Regions from separate parts of the Homo sapiens genome. Here regions 2 and 3 are each linked to region 1. Evidence: chromatin contacts called from ENCODE Hi-C data. All regions are on one chromosome and are shown on one strand. Each heading gives the region's core, a stretch centred on a gene start or an enhancer-like site at or near the end of the contact. The rest is flanking DNA. Distances are from core to core; before and after follow the strand shown.

The links. Hi-C counts contacts between places; a loop is a spot of excess contacts on that map. Pooled maps may share reads with other maps.
Region 2: a loop to region 1 is called in a map of naive thymus-derived CD4-positive, alpha-beta T cell, with 20 times the contacts of the local background. The contact joins the promoter of ZNRF2 here to the promoter of HIBADH in region 1. A Hi-C loop is called at or near these places in 2 of 168 maps with a recorded cell type or tissue (left ventricle myocardium inferior and naive thymus-derived CD4-positive, alpha-beta T cell) and 9 of 50 pooled maps.
Region 3: a loop to region 1 is called in a map of ascending aorta, with 11 times the contacts of the local background. The contact joins the promoter of OSBPL3 here to the promoter of HIBADH in region 1. A Hi-C loop is called at or near these places in 2 of 168 maps with a recorded cell type or tissue (ascending aorta and naive thymus-derived CD4-positive, alpha-beta T cell) and 6 of 50 pooled maps.

Annotation. Positions count from the first base shown.
Region 1 is chr7:27,661,601-27,664,300 of GRCh38, forward strand. It overlaps HIBADH (3-hydroxyisobutyrate dehydrogenase), which reads right to left and starts at 1,283. Exons shown (of 8, transcript NM_152740.4): 1 at 1,098-1,283. The coding sequence starts at 1,188. The region is part of intron 2 of LOC105375211 (a long non-coding RNA gene); the gene reads left to right. RefSeq lists an enhancer at 1,020-1,837 and a silencer at 1,053-1,472.
Region 2 is chr7:30,283,339-30,286,038 of GRCh38, forward strand. ZNRF2 (zinc and ring finger 2) reads left to right here and starts at 1,259. Exons shown (of 5, transcript NM_147128.4): 1 at 1,259-2,488. The coding sequence starts at 2,020. LOC124901607 (a long non-coding RNA gene) reads left to right here. Exons shown (of 3, transcript XR_007060274.1): 3 at 861-916. The region is part of intron 1 of LOC105375218 (a long non-coding RNA gene); the gene reads right to left. RefSeq lists silencers at 1,105-1,534, 1,545-1,594, 1,675-2,064, 2,145-2,224, 2,375-2,504.
Region 3 is chr7:24,978,730-24,981,429 of GRCh38, forward strand. It overlaps OSBPL3 (oxysterol binding protein like 3), which reads right to left and starts at 1,449. Exons shown (of 23, transcript NM_015550.4): 1 at 1,157-1,449. RefSeq lists silencers at 839-1,048, 1,099-1,608.

The DNA.
Region 1 (2,700 bases), core at 33-2,532:
AAAAAAAAAGGGCGGGGGGCCAAGGGGCTCAAATCCTAACCCACTATTTTTTTTTTAAGCAAAGATTAGAAAAAATTAATGCCAAGGTTTTTTTTGTTATTAATCCTCAGTATGATCTTGCTAAACGATGCATTGTTACAACTCTCAAACTTTCAGTTTGAGGAAGACAACGGCAGTGCCCCCACAAATCAACCAATTTTTCAATTAAAGAGGAGTCCTGGTGTGATAGAAAGTTAAGGAATTAGGAACAACTGATAACAACTTTCTAGGTCTTGCTGGGAATATCCTGATTCACTCATCCAAGGGGCCTCATGTCCCTCGTGCGGAGTATGAAAGACTGTATTAGATCTCCGTGGATCTTCATCCTGGCTCTAAAAACTGCCTCTTTGTAAGTTCATGGCTAGCTTCCACAATTTACCATGGTATGAGAGGAGGGAGGCAGGATTAATTCTGCCCACAATCTTGAGGACGCTGAACGTGTTTTGGTTCATAATTTGACAAAAATGACATTTTTTTAGGTTACAGTAGAGGGGGGAAGCCCGTCTTGCTGGTCAAGGGTGACTGAAACTTTGCTGAAAGACTTACTGCCTGGCTTGTACAGCCACCGCTTGTGTAATAAGGCCATCCCCTCGGACTCAGGTGGTTAAACATCAGGCCCTGCTGCCCAAGTGTGTCCCCAACCCAAGGTGCACCCTGGGGGCGCTGAAAGACCAGGGGTCGCTGGGGTGAGTGCGGGTTGCTCCTGGAGTTGGGCGCTCCAAACGTCCTCGGAGTCCTAACTCCAAAGCAGCATGCCGGGGTCCCAAATACTCTCTTCTCTTCAGCCCAAGCTCTTCCCCACCTCTTCCTAAATCCCGAAAAGGGCGCTGAACCCGTTCATCAGGAGCCCGGGAGAAAGGGAGGGAAGGCAGAGGGGGGTACTCGCGGAGTGAGTGGCGGCCGCAGAAAAGGACAGGCCTTTAGTACCAGCCAAAATATTGTTTTTTAAGCCCCAGCCCAACCGCAGGGCCTCCCGAGAAAAGACTTCTTCGGCCGTCTGGACAGAAGAAGCGAGCGGCCGAAAGAAGGACAAGGGGGAGGAGGCGTGAGGTCCTTACCCGCTGCAAAGCTGCCGGCTGCCGGCCGCAGCCGCCGGCTCCAGTACCGGAGACCGGAGGCAGCTCCGAGGAGCCGTAAGGAGGCTGCCATGCTGCGCCCGCCCCTCTCCCCGCGGTGACCTCCGCCGCCTCCCGGAGGGCCCACAGACTGCGAGCGTGTGCAGCGGGACTGGCTGGCTCGCCCACGGAGAAGGGCGCGCGCGCACGCGCTCTCACCGCTCGGGGGCGGGTGCCCACGCGCGAGGGAAGGAGCGCGGAGCCGAGAGGAGCGGCCTGACGCGGCAGGGCCTGTCAATCCCTTTACGGACAGGGAAGCAGACCAATCAGAATTCCCAGGTCCGCAGCTGTGCGAAGGACCAATAAGAGGCCTTTTTGAACAGTGACGCCAGGCGCCCTGGCGCTGCCCCCAAGCTCGTGCCTCATTTACAGCCTGCGGGCGGGAGTCTCCTTGTTTACCAAAGCAGAGGGCGTGTGGGAGGCGGGGGCCGTCGCTCGCTCCCGCCTCCTCGGAAACCTTGTCCCCACAACCGCTGCGTGTTAAAAAGGACAAAACTGACTCGCAGCTTGAAAAACACTCAGAAAGCTACCATGTGTGTAATAACTTTTAAATTCATTTGATTTTACTTAACACAACAGTTTCTCAATACTAAAAATAGTAGGAAAAGAAGTTGGTAACATTATCTTTGAAGGGAAGAGTTACTAGAAACTTGCACTTTCTATTTCAAGGCATATTTCTCTAATCTTTGAAAATTCTACACCCTAAATCCATTTTGTAAGCAAAACTAAATATAAAATCCAGAAAGTAGTAGTATATGTATGTGTATTAGAAAGACCTTTTTTTTTTTTGGAGACGGAGTCTCTCTGTCACCCAGGCTGGAGTGCAGTGGCGCGATCTCGGCTCACTGCAATCTCCGCCTCCCGGGTTCAAGTGATTCTCCTGCTTCAGCCTCCGGAGTAGGTGAGGTGGGACTATAGGCCTGCGTGCGCCACCACACCCGGCTAATTTTTTTGGCACTTTGAGTAGAGGCGGGGTGTCGCCATTTTGCCTAGGCTGGTCTCAAACTCCTGGCGTCAAGTGATCCGCCCGCCTCGGCCTCCCAAAGTGCTGGTTATTACAGGCGTGAGCCACTGCGCGGTGCAGAGAGACAGACATTTAGTCATTCTTCTGTCAATGCTTAGTGTACATATTTGAGTCTGTAAACCCCTTGGGGGTAATTGCAGGCCTTCTCATCTCCACTGACTCCACCAAAGGGTTGGAAGCCATGACCACACCAAAGCAAGACTATAGCCTTTGGAGAATGGCAATACAGCAGGAAAGAGAATGTGTATGGAGTAGCTAGGGAAATGCGAACCCCAATCTAAGTAGCACAATCAACAAAATTTGACTTTGACCTTTTTTTCAACTCAGTAACCCATGGAGTTGAAAGCAAAGGAATTGGATCATTTCCATCTGGGCTCTTTTCATGTTTCTGGGCATGCTGGCAACGTTTCCAAAAACTTAAAAACTTGTACAGAGTGCAAGGTCCCTATCTGTAACTGGGAGGAAGTTAATGCCCTTCTTTGACCATCACTCCACCCCAACCCTCTACCCAACACTAAATGA
Region 2 (2,700 bases), core at 9-2,508, 2.6 Mb after region 1:
CCTAAGAGTGATGAAAATCATTACATAAATGACTTATTGCAAATAGTGAAAAGATGACAAAGTATTTCTGTAGTTTTATAAAACACCACTTGCTATTATTATTTTCAAGTAGAGACTAGACATTTTCATAATGGGAGTCTCAGAGCAGGCTGTTCCCTGGGTATCCAGACCCTGCTCTGCCGTGAAGAGACCACACCAACACTGAGGAAGGCACTGAGGAGAATTTTATTACATTTTAGAGAAGTTATAGGATTTTAAAGAGGCAGGTGCCCTAGGATTTAACACAAACAGTTCAGGTAAGAAACCTAAAGTCGGCCTGGTGCGGTACGTCACGCCTGTAATCCCAGCACTTTGGAAGGCCGAGGCAGGTGGATCACTTGAGGACAGGAGTTCAAGACTAGCCTGGCCAACATGGTGAAAGACCGTCTCTACTAAAAATACAAAAATTAGCCAGGCGTGGTGGCACGTGCCTGTAATCCCAGCTACTCTGGAGGATGAGGCAGGAGAATCGCTCGAACTCGGGAGGCGGAGGTTGCAGTGAGCCGAGATCACACCATTGCACTCCAGCCTGGGTGACTGAGCGAGACTCCGTCTCAAAAACAAAAACAAAAATAAACCTAAAGTCCAAAAAAGTAAAATAATTTGCTCACTACAGATAATTTAGTTTGGTGTTGGGCCTAGATTCTAGGTTTTGTGAGTCAGGTGCAGCGTTCCTGGCACCACAGTATTTGCCCTACCACAGAGGGTCAACCTGGATTATCCCGAGTTCTTCCAACTCTGCGCTTCCTCCCAGGTTGGTGTTTCATGAGTAAGTCTGAGATCAAGCTGGCTTTTGAGCTTCTGTTTTTTTTTTTAATCAGTGTGTAACACCAACACCCACCGAAACCAAACGGCTCTGGGCAGAGGACACAGCCATTCACGCCCCCTGCCAGGAAAAGCTGCAGCTGACACAGGCTCCTACAGCGTCGGCGGGCCACGTGCGGGAGGAGGGGCCGCCTTCTGGTTGGCGCCCGGTGTCCGTTCCTCCTATCGGCGTAGGCCCCGCGAGGAAGACAAGGGCGCGCCCTGGCTGGGAGGGCGTGGCCAGAGACCTGTCCATCACCGAGTCCACGAGTGGCAGCACCTACCACACCGCAGTACCTTGGCGAGGCGGAGCAGGGGCAGGCAGGTCGCGGAAGGGGGAGGCGGAGCAAGGCCGGCGGGAGCCAATCGGCCTGGCGGCACGAGGGGGCGGGGGCGGGGTCAACGCGCGCGACCCAAACACACGGGCCGGGCGCACCCTGCAGCCGCGCCGCTCCGCGGCCTTCCGGCGCGGGGCCGGGGAACCTCCTCCCCATCTGCGCACCCCCCGCCTTCGCGGCCCAGATCCTCCCGCCAGCCCGGCCCCTCCTTCGCAGGGGGAGCGAGGCGACGGTTGCCGGGAAGCGCGCGCCACCTCTCCCTCCCATTTTTCGTTCTCCCCTCGCGCGCCACCCGTTTTTCCTCTTTCTCCGTTAATAACAGCTGGGTGGCTGGGGGAGGAGGGAAGGTGGCCCCGGCGGAGTCTGGGCGGGCGCCTCCCACTCAGCCGCCAGCCGCCGTGGGAGCCGGAGGATGGCGGCGGTAGCAGCGGCCGCCCGAGAGGAGGCGGTGCCGAGATCGGGGGCGCCGAGCGCGGCAGCAGAGAGCGGTAGCGGCCCGTCGTGGCGCACCAGAACCGAAACCAGCGGCAGCCGCACGGCCACTTGAGCCGCCCCTTCCTGCTGGAGCCAGCGAGGGGTGCCTGCAGCCGGGACCCCTTCCTCTCCGCGTCTCCTCGTCTCCCGCGCCCGCGTCAGGCCGTCGGCCTCGCCCGCCGCCCCAAGAAGAGCGCGCCGGGCGCCGACTGCCCCTCTGGACGCCGGGCGGCGGCCCTGGACGTGCGGGGGCCTCTCTGGGCCGGCCGCGGCGCCTGGGCCCTGCCCTCTAGCTCCCGCGCTCGCTCCCGCCCTCCCGGCTCTCGGGGCGCAGCGCGCGGGCCCGGCCCGGGGCAGGGCGGACATGGGCGCCAAACAGAGCGGCCCGGCCGCCGCTAACGGCCGCACGCGCGCGTACTCGGGCTCGGATCTACCTTCCAGTAGCAGCGGAGGCGCCAATGGGACCGCGGGCGGCGGCGGGGGCGCTCGGGCCGCCGCCGCGGGGAGGTTCCCGGCTCAGGTGCCCAGCGCGCACCAGCCCAGCGCCTCCGGCGGCGCCGCGGCGGCCGCGGCGGCCCCGGCAGCCCCGGCGGCCCCGCGCAGCCGCTCCCTCGGCGGGGCCGTGGGGAGCGTGGCGTCGGGGGCCCGCGCGGCGCAGTCCCCCTTCAGCATCCCGAACAGCAGCAGCGGCCCGTACGGCTCGCAGGACTCGGTGCACAGCAGCCCTGAGGACGGCGGCGGCGGCCGGGACCGGCCGGTGGGCGGGAGCCCCGGCGGGCCGCGCCTGGTGATCGGCTCCTTACCAGCTCACCTCTCGCCGCACATGTTTGGAGGTACGGACCCCTCTCCGCGCACCCGCGCTCGGTCCTCCCGCGGCTGCACGTGGGCCGTGGCCGCCGGCTATTTTTACCCTTCTCCTTTTCTCCTTCTGCCGGGGCGCCGGGGGCTGCCTCCCGGACCAGCCCGCGTCGGTCTCCATCCTGGAAGAAACCCGGCGCTTAACACCGGCGGTGCCGCTACCGCATAGACGCGTGGTTTTGTTTTT
Region 3 (2,700 bases), core at 199-2,698, 2.7 Mb before region 1:
ATGCCCTCATCCCAATACTCAAACTCTGAGGGTCAGAGCAACACCTAGGGGGTCTCAAGCACCTCTGCGCAGTACGCAGACACATGGAAACCGACAACTTCACAGTCCCCTCAGCTCCAAGAGTCCCGACTGAGGAGACTGGTGGCTTGTGAGGCGGAGAAGGACAAGCACAAGTGTGCAGAAGGCAGCAAGCAAGTTGCGTTGCCGAAGGAAGGGCGGCGCGCCCCTGCTTAAGAAGTATCTGGACGACCTGCGACAGTGCCCATCAGCGACTCCAGAGGCCACAAACGCTCCCCGGGAAGCTGGGCAGCGCTAAGAGGCTGCCTGGGAGTTTCTGGCTTATGATGACAGTACTTAAAGAATTTACCTGACCACGGAATAAACAGAGACAGAGGTAGGAAAACCCAACTGTAGACAACGTTCAGACAGAGTGCATAAGTCCCTAAGACCCTGAACTAAGACGCTGCAGGGCCTCCAGGAAAGGACCAATGTGAGAGACACTGAGACGAGAGTTAGGGTGAGCCTGAAGGTGATCTGAACAGTAGTAATTGGAAACTAACAAAAAAAAAAAATTCCAGAAGGGGCCAGAAAGCTGATGAATATGTAAATTCAGACAAGAAAGGAATGTGCCCTGGGCCTCCAGCCCAGCACCGGGGAGCTGAGCAAGCCGGGGTTGGGAAGGCGGGCGAGCGGAGCGCCTGCCCCGCGAGCGTTGTCTCAGTCTCTCCGGCGCGCCCCATCCCGCGGATGTGGTAAAGCTTCGCGCTCGCCCCAATTTACCAGGCTTCCTGAGCCTCTAGCCCCGGCGTAGCGCCTCCCCGCTGCCCAGGACAGCTCCGCGCGCCGCGTCCTCCCGCACCTGCGCCGCGGCCCCTGCGCTCGGCTCCTCCTGGCGGTCAATCCTCTGAGCCGTCCCTCGAGGGAAGGTGTCCTGGGGTGGGTGAGACCCGGGTCCTCCTTCCCCGGGAGCTGCAGCCGGCACCCAAGCTCCCAGGCTTGGGTCTGCCCCAGGGCCGGAGCCTCCCCGGGCGACTCGGACAGACCCCGGTCCGGCAGAGAACCGCGGCGCCCCGCAAACAGCAGCCCTTCCGAGCCCGCGCCGCCGCCAGGCCCCCCGACACCCAGGCCCCATTTAGGCGGGCGCCCCGCCACTCACCTGAGCGCTGTGCAGCCGGAGACGCTCCCTAGTTCCCCGGGGCCGGGCTCCGGGGTTAGCGCACAGAACCGGGAGAAGGCAACCCCGGCTTCTCCGGTACCCCCGCAACGTGCAGCTGACAGCTCCCGCACCGGCCGCAGGAGTCGGGGGCGGGGATGGCCACTTGCAGACAGACTGCGGGGCCGGAGCCGCGCTGCGCACCGGCCGCGAAGCGCTCAAGTCCCCTCTCCCGGGCCGGCTGGCGGGCGCCACCAGCACGCGGCCAGTTCTGAGTACTTTGCCCAGAACTTCTCGGCGCGCGCCGCCCGGCGATTAGCCCGAGGAGCCGCGCAAGGGCGGGAGCGCAGGGGAGGGGCCTGAGAGGCCCAGGGGCGGGGCCCCGAGGGGGCGGGAGGGCGGCAGAGTGATGCACAATCTCACCAATCAGAAGTCGCCTTTCGGGAAGGAGGTGGGGCGATGTCCTCGGAAGAAGCCAGCGGATTCCATGACGCGGCGGGGGAACTAGGGACCCCGGATTCCGGATGGGTTGGGAGGGCGGAGGGAGGCGAGTCCTGCGGCGAGGCACTGGGTGGGGCTCCCGGTGGCCCAGCTCGGTGCCTGCGCGCGGTAGGCGTTCGGTAAATGTTCCTCTAGTGGCTTTTCCGGGCCAGGGAAGGAGGAAAAAGTGAGGGCAGCGCGGGAGGGGCAGGTTTACGGAGAAGGCTCCAGGGGACCCTTGCGGTCGCACAGGCTAGGAGAACTCGACCTCCCGAGAAAGTCAGACTGTGGCAGAGGAGTCGAGAACAGAGGAAATACATAGGGAGGCAGCACTCTAGGCACGAGATGACAAAGGACAGCATCAGTGTGAGACCCGGGGCTCGGAGACCGTGACCCTACCTCCAGAGGCAGTCGTGCAGATTCGTGCCGGGGTGATTTTGTTCTGTGCAGTTTATGTGCAAGGGGGTAGGAGGTGGGGAGAGCACCGTCGTTACTATTAAATCTCCCTGAAAGACGGAAAAGTCCACCCGACTTGACTTCCCACTAGCCCAATGGCCTTCTTTGATCCTAGGACGAATGCAAGCAGCTGATGGTTTGGGGTCAGTTTGCAGACTGCAAATGTGTCGAGTGCCGCAGGTGGCGGGTGGGAAGGGCATGAGCATTTAGTGAGCACCTAGTATATGCCAGGAGCAGTTGCGAGCTTGCAACTGTGAGAAAGGCGCACCAGGCTCCAGTACTCACGGGGCTTGCATTTTTTGTGGAAAGACAGACAATAAAGAAGAGAAAATACATATCTATGCAAAAAATAAAAGGCTGACAGACTGTTAGTACTGAGAGGAGGGCCAAGTCCACTTTCGAAAGTGGTTTAGCGCGTGATGGGGCGCTCACCCTGAGGGCCTCTAGGCGAGGGTGGCTTTTACCCAGATTCCTGAGCCTGGGAAAGGAGCTGCCACACCCAGTCTCGCACAGAGCGTTCCAGGCGAAGGGAATAGCAAATACAGGGTATTTAGCCTCCCTGAAGACCCAACTAACCGACCTCACCGAGCTGGGCACCGCGCGTGGCTCGC